Linked DNA regions of Homo sapiens: region 1 is linked to region 2. The links are chromatin contacts, found by Hi-C or POLR2A ChIA-PET in ENCODE. All regions are on one chromosome and are shown on one strand. Each heading gives the region's core, a stretch centred on a gene start or an enhancer-like site at or near the end of the contact. The rest is flanking DNA. Distances are from core to core; before and after follow the strand shown. Region 1 overlaps CYSTM1 (cysteine rich transmembrane module containing 1). Region 2 has its middle 23 kb from the start of MALINC1.

Region 1 (5,981 bases), core at 198-2,697, 140 kb after region 2:
CCATGGAAGGGAGTTGTTTCCCTAAACTCTGGCCCTGTCTTCCAGGGCCAGAGTCCTAGTTACAGTCGTACAAGCCAGGCCACCACTTCTGTCTCCTTTTCTCTGCTGGTGAAGTCTCTAGCCTCACATTTGCCAAATAATCACATCTCAGTGGGTAAAGTGGGGATTTTCAGGACCATTTGCCCTTGATTCTAGGTGGATGTCAGCTTGTGTTACAAAACAGTGTTACGAAACAGCAGGAATTGCGGTGGATAATTTGGCATAGCCCAGGCACCCTGCACAGTTCTTTGCAAATCTACAAGGAATGGCCTTTGTTTCTCTGAAATCGTGGGCAGTGTGCTGCAGGTAGTAGAGGGGAGGGGTGGGAGACAGTCCTTACAAGTGAGGGTTGCCCCCGAATCACCTTCTCACCACATTCATTGAGAATGGTCATCCTGTCCCATCCCTGACCTTGGAACTCACTGTGTACCAGCCTCTAAACTGAGGTGCGTTCAGGAGAAAACACTACTGTTTTTACTGTCATAAAATTAAGCCTGGCAGTAGAAAAAGAAAACAACCTGCGGTGCTTTGCATAAATATATCTCCTGGAGCTGTTAATCAGTAACACAGGAATCTGGTACCTTTTGAAGCCAGTTATGGTCTGTATACCTAAGATAAAACACGTTTTATGTTCATTAAAAATGATATGGCAGTGTTTACCTTCTTAGAAAATGCAGCAAGTACTATTTGAATGAGACTCCTGGGCCAGCACTCAATGTGAATCAGGCTAACATTGACGATAACAGAGTAGTCTGTGCCTGCCTGTGCCTGGACACTAATTGGAAAAACCCAACAGCTACCTCCTTGGTGATCTCTGCCCATTTGGGCAAGTTCCAAAGAGCCAGCTCCACTCAAAGTAACTTCTCTCTTTTTTTTTTCTGTAACCCAGTGCCTGAAAACCAGGAGGAAATCATTTCCCTGATTTCTGTTTAGCCTTCTAAAATCATGGCAGTAGTTGTCTTATATTCAAGGGCCACTGACATTGGGGGTTTTTGGTTTCTAAGTCATTTCCTATCTCTGTTTCACTCTTACCTTTTCTCTCCTTGCTTTATTTCTATGCTTCCCTGGTTTCAAGCATCATTCTTGCTGCTCAGCAGGGTATGAAATAACAGTTCATGCATTAATCACCCTAACCACGGTTCCATCCTGAGGGCAAGGGACTGTCAGGCCATGGTGGCCCTATCAGTCAGAAGCCAGGGCTATTAGGGCTGGCTGTGGCAGCCAGGGCCCATCTAAGATGATGCCCATTTCTTGGTGAGCCACTCACTAGCCATCGTTTATTGAATTTTCTTCTAGCAGTGCAAGAAGAGAGAAATGAGGAGAGGGCGGTAATAAGATTAACATTCCTCTCACCTTAACTCATTGAAAGGATCTGTCATGATTTTGTTCCAATTGTGTTTATAATTGGTCTTGCCCAGTTTGGCATGTGGCTGTGAGCTTCCTGAGATGGGTCTTTGTCTTCTTTTCAAGTGGTCTGTGAGCTGCCTGAGTCAGGGATGATGTCTCTTGTTTCTGGACTCCTCTGCAGGGTTGGCTGTGTCAGGAAAATGCAAAGTGAGCATGTGAGGTGGGAAGGAGACTGAGCTAAGTGTCAGCAACAGCAGCTTCTTTCTCCTTCAGCACATTTGCTGGATGTGAGATATAGTTGGAGCAGTCTAGAAGAGTCTTCAAGCAGGAGGGCAGGTGGGCACACAGGCAGGCAGAGTGGACTTACTGTTTTGTGACCATGAGGTGTCTCTGGCTGGCTGGAGTCCAGGCTGGCTCCAGGGGCCTGCAGGATTGATTCATGCTACCAAACCAAAGAGAACTGAAGCTGCTGCTGGGACAGAACATCCTGAGCCACCAACGTACAGAGTTTTGCCTGCTGTGAAGCTCAGCTCTGGTGTCTTTTTCCCCAAGTGTTGAAGTGTCCTGGAATTCTCATGTATAAACAGAGGATTAAAGAATGCAAGTTTCTTAGCTATTTAGGAGGCTGAAGCAGAAGGATCACTTCAGTCTAGGAGTTCGAGGTTACCGTGAGCTATGATTGCACCACTGCACTCCAGACTGGGTGACACAGCAAGACCCTGTCTCTTGAGAAAAGAAAAAAATAATGCAGGTTTTTATGTATGTGATAAAATTCTCATAAAATTTGCCATTTTAACCATTTTTAATGTACAATTCATTGGCATTAAGTACATTCACATTGTTGTGAAACCGTCACCACCACTCATCTCCAAAACTCTTTTCATCTTCCCAAACTGAAACTGTGTCCCTGTTGAACAACAACTCACCATTTTCTCCTACCTCCAGCCCCTAGCAACCACCATTCTACTTTCCATGTCTATGAATTTGACTACACTGAGTACCTCATATAAGTGGAATCATATAGTATTTGTCCTTCTGGACTGGCTTATTTCACTTAGCACAATGTCCTCAAGATTCATCCATGCTGTAGCGTGTGTCAGGATTTCCTTCCTTTTTTAGACTGAATAATATTCATTGCATATTTATACCACATTTCGTTTATCCATTGACACTTGGGTTGCTTCCACCTTTTGACTATGTTTCTAAATACTGCTGCTGCAAACATGGGTGTACAAATATCTGTTCAAGTCCCTACTTTCAATTCATTTGGGTAAGGGTTTAAAGCACAAGGAGCAGGATGTCTTTGAAGATCAGTTTCTGATGAATCACCGTTCTCTGCTGAGCAAAAGTCAGCTTTACTCACCATCTAATTTTAGACTCCAGCATAACTATCACTGGACACTCATAATATCAGACTTCATTTTGATATTTGATAGGCTTTCACAACATTTTATAATTCCAGTTTGATATATCCCCGATATATCCCCTTTCATTGACCACATTTCAGCTGGCCACTTCCTTATGATTGTGGAGGCACCCTTGTCACTTATTGGTGGGCACTGGACTAGGCAGTGCGCCTTACTACCGCCAGCTTGCTCTAGTGGCGTGGGCTCTTAATGACTTTGACCCTTCTCTTTCCTGACCCTAGTTGAGCTGGGCTTTTGGCCTTGTCCCCAGACCTGGCTCTTAGGACTTGAAACCATGAGCCTGCTGATGACTAAGACTGTTGAAGCCACTTGTCTTCCCCTCATGGCAGCTTTGTGCAAGCATGGTATTATCCCCCATGTCTTCCAGTTTTTGTAATCTGCTTTTGTTTCATCCAATTCTTATACAACATTTAGAATTATTGGAATTACATATGTGTAACTTCCTAGGAAAGTATATTTCTGAAATGCCTTGGCACAGGACCGGTTTTTCCCCATACCAGCTAAGGACACACTTGGGTGATAATTGGCTTCCTTGAGCCAGTGTCCATCTGTATTTGCCAGGCCACTTAGGAAGTAGAGATGGCTGGTTGTGAAACTCTTGTCTTAATGGGCATGTGATTATTCTCTGTGTTAATTTCTTCCTAGCAATTCTCTAGATTCACAAATGAGCCAACTCAAACTACTGCATAACTAAAAATACTGAGATCAGTTCCAGTGTACTGGTAGACTTTGAACTCATGACGTGGTAAGGACCTAGACTGTGGGCCATGTGGCTCTTGTGAGTGAGGCAGGGACTGCCCACTGTAGCCATCTGCCCCTGCCTAGAAGGATGTTGGTGCTGCTCATAGTTCCCAGCCAGCCTTCCCTCCCTGTGTCTCAGGCCCTGTAGGGGCAGCATGTGGAGAAAGCCTGTACCCTGCACTTTAGGAACTTAGAGTCTAGTTAGGGAATATGGGAACACTGACAATAAGCCAGCCACTTCTGAGACAGTCCTATTTTCTTTGTTCTATTCTAATAGCAGAAGTAAAAAGGAAAACATCACGGGCATACAGAATAAAAGTCTCCTATTCTTACCCCCAAAACTCTGTTCTTCTGGACACTGTACATATCCTGGCCTGTAGTCTGCCTTTTTCATCTAGATACTCACCTTGAGCCCATCTCTGCCTCAGTGCTGTATTCTTAAGGACTGCTTGATATTTCTAAGGCTGTTTTTGAATGATTGCAATTACAGTGTGCTGGCAGGAATTCAGAGTCAGAAAGACCCTTAATGGGGTAGGTCAGGAAGATCTCTTGGAGGAACCACCTAGAGATCCCAGGTTCTGGGTAGGATCCAGTGAGATGTTGCAAAGGAGAAGGAGGAGGAGGAGGACATCCTCTGCTACTTTTCTCTTCTGCTCTTCTCAGGGCTGATGGTGCCTTCTCCTGCTCTGGCACATGGCCCCTGGGGCAGGGAGTGGGAAGGATCAAACAATATTTTGTTGTCAAGGCATTTTCATCTTTGGGACCTTACTGTAGACACCACTGTCAACCCTGCTTTTTACAGATGTTGATACTGAGGTTTGGAAAGGTGAAGGGGACAGCCCAAGTCATGGGCAAAACCAGGAAGAGGAGGGAATGTCAGCTGGGTCTGAGCTGGGATGAGCTGACAAAAAGGATCAGTACATGCTTAGTACTGCGGCTACCATTTCATTACCCTGATGGTTACCTTATTTTCCGGATGCTGGAGGACAAAGGCGGGAGTTTGCCAGACAGTAGATCAGATCCTTCCCAGAAGAACAGAGATCTATGTGGGGTGTGGAATAAGAGCTCTTCACACAGTAACCCAGCTTTCAGCTGGGTCCCTGGCCTACACCCTGGGAGGGGCCTGCTCATGAATCAGGCAGCTATTTCTGGAGCTGATATGAGGCAAGGGGGCACTTTGCTGCACTGGGGTAGGCAAGCCATTCCTCTGGCAGGGAGAGAAGATCAAAGAGGTTGTTCAAAGGGTATGCAGCCAGTTCCTGGAGGGTGGCTGGTGTCTATGCTCACAAGTTATTCCAGGGTGAGCCAGCTATATACAGATCGACCCCCAAAGGCTGAGGGAGCTGAGAGGCTGACACATCCAGTTTCTCAGAAAGAAACATTTAATAGGGACTTAAGAACAGAAGCAATGTCTCAGGTGGAGGCAGGGTGGATCCCTGTACGTACTCTCCAGAAAGTATTATTTAAATAGCAAGCTTTTAGGGTAAACACATGTATAGCTGGTCATGCCTCAGAGTTTATTTTTTTGTTTGTTTGTTTTTTTGAGACGGAGTTTCGTTCTTGTTGCCCAGGCTGGAGTGCAGTGGCGAAATCTCGGCTCACCGCAACCTCTGCCTCCCGGGTTCAAGCGATTCTCCTGCCTCAGCCTCTCGAGTAGCTGGGATTACAGGCATGCGCCACCACACCCAGCTAATTTTGTATTTTTAGTAGAGATGGGGTTTCTCCATGTTGGTCAGGCTGGTCTCGAACTCCTGACCTCAGGTGATCCGCCCGCCTCGGCCTCCCAAAGTGCTGGGATTACATACGTGAGCCACCATGCCCAGCTGCCGCAGACTTTCTTACAAAACTCTAGGAAGATTAGACAAATATCTTCACTAGAGGTTATTTATGCAATAGGCATTGTTTCTTTTTTTCTTTTATTTTTGGAGACAGGGTCTTTCTCTGTCACTTGGGCTGGAATGTGGTGGTGTGATCATGACTCACTGCAGCCTCAAACTCCTGGGCTCAAGCAATCCTCCTGCTTCAGCCTCCTGAATAGCTGGGACTACAGGCATGAGCCACCACACTCAGCTACTTAAAAATTTTTTTGTAGAGATGGAGTCTCACTTTATTGCCCAGGCCAGTCTTGAACTCGTTAATTCAAGGGATCCTCCCGCCTCAGCCTCCCAAAGCACTGGGATTACAGGTGTGAGCCATCATGCCCAGCCTGGCATTGTGTTTTTATAAGGAGTTGTCTATGCTATGGGAATACATCAGTCATCGTGGTTTCACTTCAAGATGGTGTCATACCAGGCACAGTGGCTCATGCCTGTAATCCCAGTACTTTGGGAAACCAAGCAGGAGGATGGCTTGAGGCCAGGAGTTGAAGACCAGCATGGACAACATAGCAAGACCCTGTCTCTACAAAAAATTTTAAAAATTAGCCAG
Region 2 (5,440 bases), core at 640-3,139:
GGCTAATTATCCCCAAAATTCCTTAAATTGCTCATAAAGTGCAGTTCTGTAGACTCAGATTTGTAAGGAAACAACAGATTCACATCTCCCTTCTTATGCTCACTCTAGGATATATCCTCATTTAGGGGGATGGATGAAGATTTATCTTCAAAATTTAAATTCTCCCTCCTCTCCTTTCCTCCCTCTTTCTCACTGAGTATATATAGTTGAATGTAAATAATTTTAAAATAGTACTTATGACGTTACTCTGCTGTAATACAAATCTAGAACAGAACATAAATGCTAAGGTGCCCCAAAGTAAAGAATATTAATAAATCCTCATAAATGCTAAGGTACCCCGAAGTAAAGAATATTAATAAATCATCATACATGCTAAGGTACCCCAAAGTAAAGAATATTAATAAATCCTCTATTATCAAATGCAGCACAGGAATAAGTACTTCAGGGGTATTTTGACACATCTTTGTCATGGCATATCCACAAAGTCCATTCTTTTAAGCAGGCCATCTTAGCCTACCCTGTGCATGAACCTTATCCAGGCAACAGAACCTGTGTCACAAGCAGAGCAAAGTTCTCTTTCCTCCTCATTGTCTACAATTGGTACAGCAGTTGATAGGGCTTTTTGAAATGACAGATAAAGCTGTCGGGTTCTGAACTCAAATAGCTGGGACCAAGAAGTTTAGAAGACACTGCTTGGAAAAAGAGAAGTGAGGCAACAAGAGGGCAGAAAAAGACAATTAAGGAGGATCTGCCAGGGAACTGGTTTCAGAGGAAGAAGGCAAAGAAAGGTGGAAAATGAGAAAAACCTCTCTGCAAAAACCGTATGTCCTACATATTCCCTCGTTATATTAAGCCAAGTTCAAGTGCTTGTTCATAAACAGAATCATCATAAGGTTAAAAAAGAAAAAAAGGAGGGGTCGAAACAAGGCCAGGACTAGAGGGAGGCAAGTGAGCACTCACTTGGGGCATTAAATTGAAGAGGGCTCCAAAATACTCAGTAATCAAGATAAATAATATTTTAATGCAACAGCTTATAAAATCAGATAGGCAAACTACAGCTAGATACCTGCTTTACCAATAAAGTTTTATTGGAACCAGGATCAGGGTTAAGGAGAGGCAACTGGAGAGAGGCTCTTACAAGTGCAGGATAGAATTCTGTCTTTATTTAAAATGTTGATATTTTGTTCATCATGGATTTTTTCACTAATTTTGATATTTTGTTTGTTTGCTTGTTTTTGTTTTTTGTTTTGAGACAGGGTCTCACTCTGTTGCCCAGGCTGGAGTGCAATGGCAAGATCATAGTTCACTGCAGCCTCAAATTCCTGGGCTCAGGAGATCCTCCTACCTCAGCCTCCCAAGTAGATGGGACCTCAGGCATGGGCCACCATGCCTGGCTAATTTTATTTTGTTCTTTTTTTTGTAGAGATGGGAGTCTCACTGTGTTGCCCAGGCTGCTCTCAAATTCCTGACCTCAAGTCATCCTCCTGCCTCAGCTTCCCAAAGTGCCTGGATTACAGGTATGAGCCACCAAGCCCAGCCTAATTTTGATTGTTTTAAAATTAAGGCACCAAAACATTATTTATCTCAACTACTGATAGTAGAAATTTAAAAGTTACTGATAGTAGAAATTAGGGGGAGTTTTTCACTCCCCTTAAATTTTGGGCTTCGCTCATGTCACCCTAGTCCTGGCCTGGATTGTAAAAGAGAGAGCGGGGAGGTAGGAAGACAATCGGCGATTTAAAGATTTATGCAGAGACTTGGGGTCAAGACCTAAAGCAGGAAAGTTGGAGATTCCATTTTATCCTGCTGTATTGCATTCTGTGCCCTGGGCGCCCTCATGCCAGTGAAGGCCGTGCTTTCATTGAGCTCCTTCACTTGCCTTGGCAGCTGCACTCACTTTTATATGCAGGTTCTGGAATGCTGGGAGCTGTATGGCAGCCAACATCTCTCCTCTCCGTTCTCAAACATGACGTTCTCTGCAATTCAGTTACAGACACCTCTTTCCTTAGCCTTCTCACCCAGGGAGGCTGATCAAGGAACCTAACTAAGAACTAAGCCTCATTTGCCTTCTCTGGATATGCAAGTGAATTTGCATATATCTTGTGTCCATTTGCATTCCCCTCACATGGGGCATTTAGAATAAAAACAACATTCATGAATCAAAATGAAGCTAGTTCCATTCTTTCTCTGTCAAAGTATAGAGTAAGTAAAAGGATACTGCAGTGTGAGAAAAGAACCGAAATTATATTTGCCAGGGTTATGTGTAGTTTTAAAAGCAATCCAATTTGGTGGCATTTACCACCATGAAATTGGCATTTAATATTTATAGGTTTAGCCTTGGAGAACATAATCACTCATGACTGAAACAGCCACCCCTTTCCTTACCATTCTTGTAGAAATTTGAGCCAAGAGCCCTTAAAAGCTGAAGCTGTCCTCTTTTCCTCCTCCAGGTTGCCACTTAAAGTGTGGAAAGCCTAAGGGTTCCTGATGACTGATTCCTCCATTTGAGACAAAGTGGCTGAGGAACAGATTAAAAAGTATGAAAAAAAAGGAGTATTGCTCCTCATGCCCCCTGAGCCCCTTTGGGAGCTGAAAGAATTAAGGAAAAGAAAAGAGTAGGCTGGTATGAATGCTGCACAGAATTTCCTCTAAAGAAACCAGCCAGTGGACAGTGGACTACTAGTCTCAAAAGGAGATGGAGCTCAATATGACAAAAACTGATATTGTAAATAACAAGGGCAAGTTCATTATAGAGTTGTTTTTTAAAAATAGAACTGATAGGTAAGACTATGTCAGTATGTTTCCAGTCCTGTTCAAGCAAAATGGTACCTGACCAGAGGGTATGAACATTGCAGTCTGTGTGACAGGGAGATAATACAGTGAAAGATGACTCAGCCGGGTATGGTGGCTAACGCCTGTAATCCCAGAACTTTGGGAGGCCGAGGTGGGCAGATCACCTGAGGTCAGGAGTTCAAGACCAGCCTGGCCAACATAGTGAAACCCCGTCTCTACTAAAAATACAAAAATTAGCTGGGTGCGGTGCCGGGCACCTGTAATCTCAGCTACTCGGGAGGCTTAGGCAGGAGAATCACTTGAGCCCAGGAGGTGGAGGTTGCAGTGAGCCTAGATCACGCCACTGCACTCCAGCCTGGGTGACAGAGACTCTGTCTCAAAAGAAAAAGAAAAAAGAAGGATGACTCAATCCTTCACACCTTGAAAAAAGTCCTTTCAGTGCATTTAACCTCCTTATTTAAAAATACCTGGTTATTAGATAACTTTCTGGTTACTGGTTAATTGGTAACCAAGAAAGCAGTGCACTGAACAGTGGATTTCCATTTTCAAATAAGCTTATACCTGCTACTGTAATTTAATGAAGTGGCATCCTGGTTTTTGATGAAGAGTTTTATAAATTTGATTCATATAAACTGATGCCCAATTCAACTCTTGATTGAATTGACAAAAATCAAGCCCCTGAGCATGTTACTGAGCCTCATCATCTCTTCCTTTAAAATGTTATATGCATCTAGAGAAATATTATGACAAGCATGCAGAGATATATGAACAGAGAGGTTGCTTAATCATTGTTCTAATAGTCAAAAAAGGAAAAAGTCTTGGAAGTTATTTAAATGTCCATTAGTAGGAGATGAACTAAATATATTATGGGAAACTTATACCATGTAAAACTCTAACACTATTAAAAATAATAATATAGATTTGTATTTGATAATACAGAAAAAATTTTGAAGATATATTATTAAATACATAATGTACATCAGAACAAATAGTATGATTCAACTTAGGTAAAACTAAATATATATTCATGTGTGTATGACATTTGTTTGTGATCAAAGTTTTGTGGAACAATAGCAGTATCAATATTAATAGTTGCCTGTTTAGAGTGGGATTGAAAAAGTATTAGGGGAACAGGGGACTTGTACTTTATAAAGTACTTCTGTAACACTTTAAATATTTACAATGGCCATGTGGTTCCTTTTATAATGAGTATTAACTTGCAGTAACTAACATATAATAATTGAAGTAATTAATATACTACATATTTATATGAATTTACTAGTTGATATGTATACATATATTATACACACACACACACACACAAAGTGAGTGCAAGAGTAAGCACTAATTGGACCAGGTGTGACGGCTCATGCCTGTAATCCCGGCACTTTGGGAGGCTGAGATGGGAGAATTGCTTGAGGCCAGGAGTTCAAGACCAGTCTGGGCAACTTAGCGAGACCCCACCTCTGTTTAAAAAAAAAGAGAGAGCACTAATGTATGTGAAAGAAAATATGCAGAAGACAGACTGTGAGAAGAAGAGAGGGAATAAGTCCCAGTGACACTATCCAGCCCCTAGCTCAAGGCATAACTAAGACAAATTACCCCTAGATTTTTCCATCATGTTAGTCAATAAGTTTCCATTGGTACTTAAGCTATTGTAAGTTAGATTTTCTGTCACATGCAACAAAAGAATCCTAAATGACTTGGGTCAGTTATTAAGGATTCCATGTGGCAAGGTTAGAAATTAGGGCTTTATCTTATGAGATGCCACTTGCTTAAAAGTTAACAATAAAGCAAAGTTTTAAAGCAGATATAAGGTATAATAAAAGTTATTTGGTGAATATCATACTTTTTGTTATCAAGGGAGGAAATTACCACCAAGAGTAATTTGTTTTGACGGGATAGCATAACAAGAGTAGAAATAAGATTAAGTCCCAAACTTGGCTGGGCTCTGGAACTAGAATACTTGCCCTCCATGTCATTCTATTGTAGCTAGATCTTAGTGCTTCTCAAATGTTCGATCCTATCTTTTACTTAGCCCAACTTTGATAGAGAAATTATTAGGCTTTGAGCAATTGAACTTCTTCTTCTTTTTTTTGTTTGAGAGGGAGTTTCACTCTTGTCACCCAGGCTGGAGTGCAATGGCACGATCTCAGTTCACTGCAACCTCTGCCTCCCAAGTACAAGTGATTCTCCTGCCTCAGCCTCCCAAGTAGCTGGGACTGAGTAGCTGCGGTGGTGCCCACCACCATGCCTGGCTAATTTTGTATTTTTACTAGAGACAGGGTTTCACCATGTTGGCCAGGCTAGTATCAGACTCCTGACCTCAGGTGTTCTGCCCGCTTTGGCCTCCCAAAGTGTTGTGATTACAGGTGTGAGCCACCACGCCCAGCCTGGGAGCAATTGAACTTCCTAGAGTATGGTTTATCTTCATAATATTTTCAAGATAATATAGGTTTTCAATGAATATGGTAGTGATAATGCTGCCTATTTTAACAGCCAATTAAATGTAACAGAAAATATAATGCCATATGAATGGTGCATCTAAAGCCACTGGATGTGAAATTCATATTTTCAATGTATAGTAATAATCATGTGATAGCAATAATTATTGATTTGTGAAAAAAGTTTAAAAGGAAAAATTAAG

The links. A loop is a pair of places that touch in the nucleus more often than their neighbours do. ChIA-PET counts read pairs that join two places held with the same protein, here RNA polymerase II (POLR2A). Pooled maps may share reads with other maps.
Region 1: a loop to region 2 is called in a map of PC-9, with 2.6 times the contacts of the local background. The contact joins two enhancer-like sites. A Hi-C loop is called at or near these places in 4 of 168 maps with a recorded cell type or tissue (HCT116, MCF 10A, PC-9 and 1 more), 3 of 37 single-sample maps with no recorded cell type and 5 of 50 pooled maps. POLR2A ChIA-PET finds 5 or more read pairs at or near these places in 1 of 52 experiments (activated naive CD4-positive, alpha-beta T cell).

What each region holds. Positions count from the first base shown.
Region 1 is chr5:140,219,060-140,225,040 of GRCh38, forward strand. The region is part of intron 2 of CYSTM1 (cysteine rich transmembrane module containing 1); the gene reads left to right. Among named protein-coding and RNA genes, the nearest start is that of CYSTM1, 47 kb to the left of the region's middle. Within about 2 kb of position 1,448, at least 15 of the 41 ENCODE cell types and tissues checked have a DNase peak (open chromatin) inside an H3K27ac peak, as active enhancers do.
Region 2 is chr5:140,082,767-140,088,206 of GRCh38, forward strand. No RefSeq gene overlaps it. Among named protein-coding and RNA genes, the nearest start is that of MALINC1, 23 kb to the right of the region's middle. Within about 2 kb of position 1,890, at least 5 of the 41 ENCODE cell types and tissues checked have a DNase peak (open chromatin) inside an H3K27ac peak, as active enhancers do.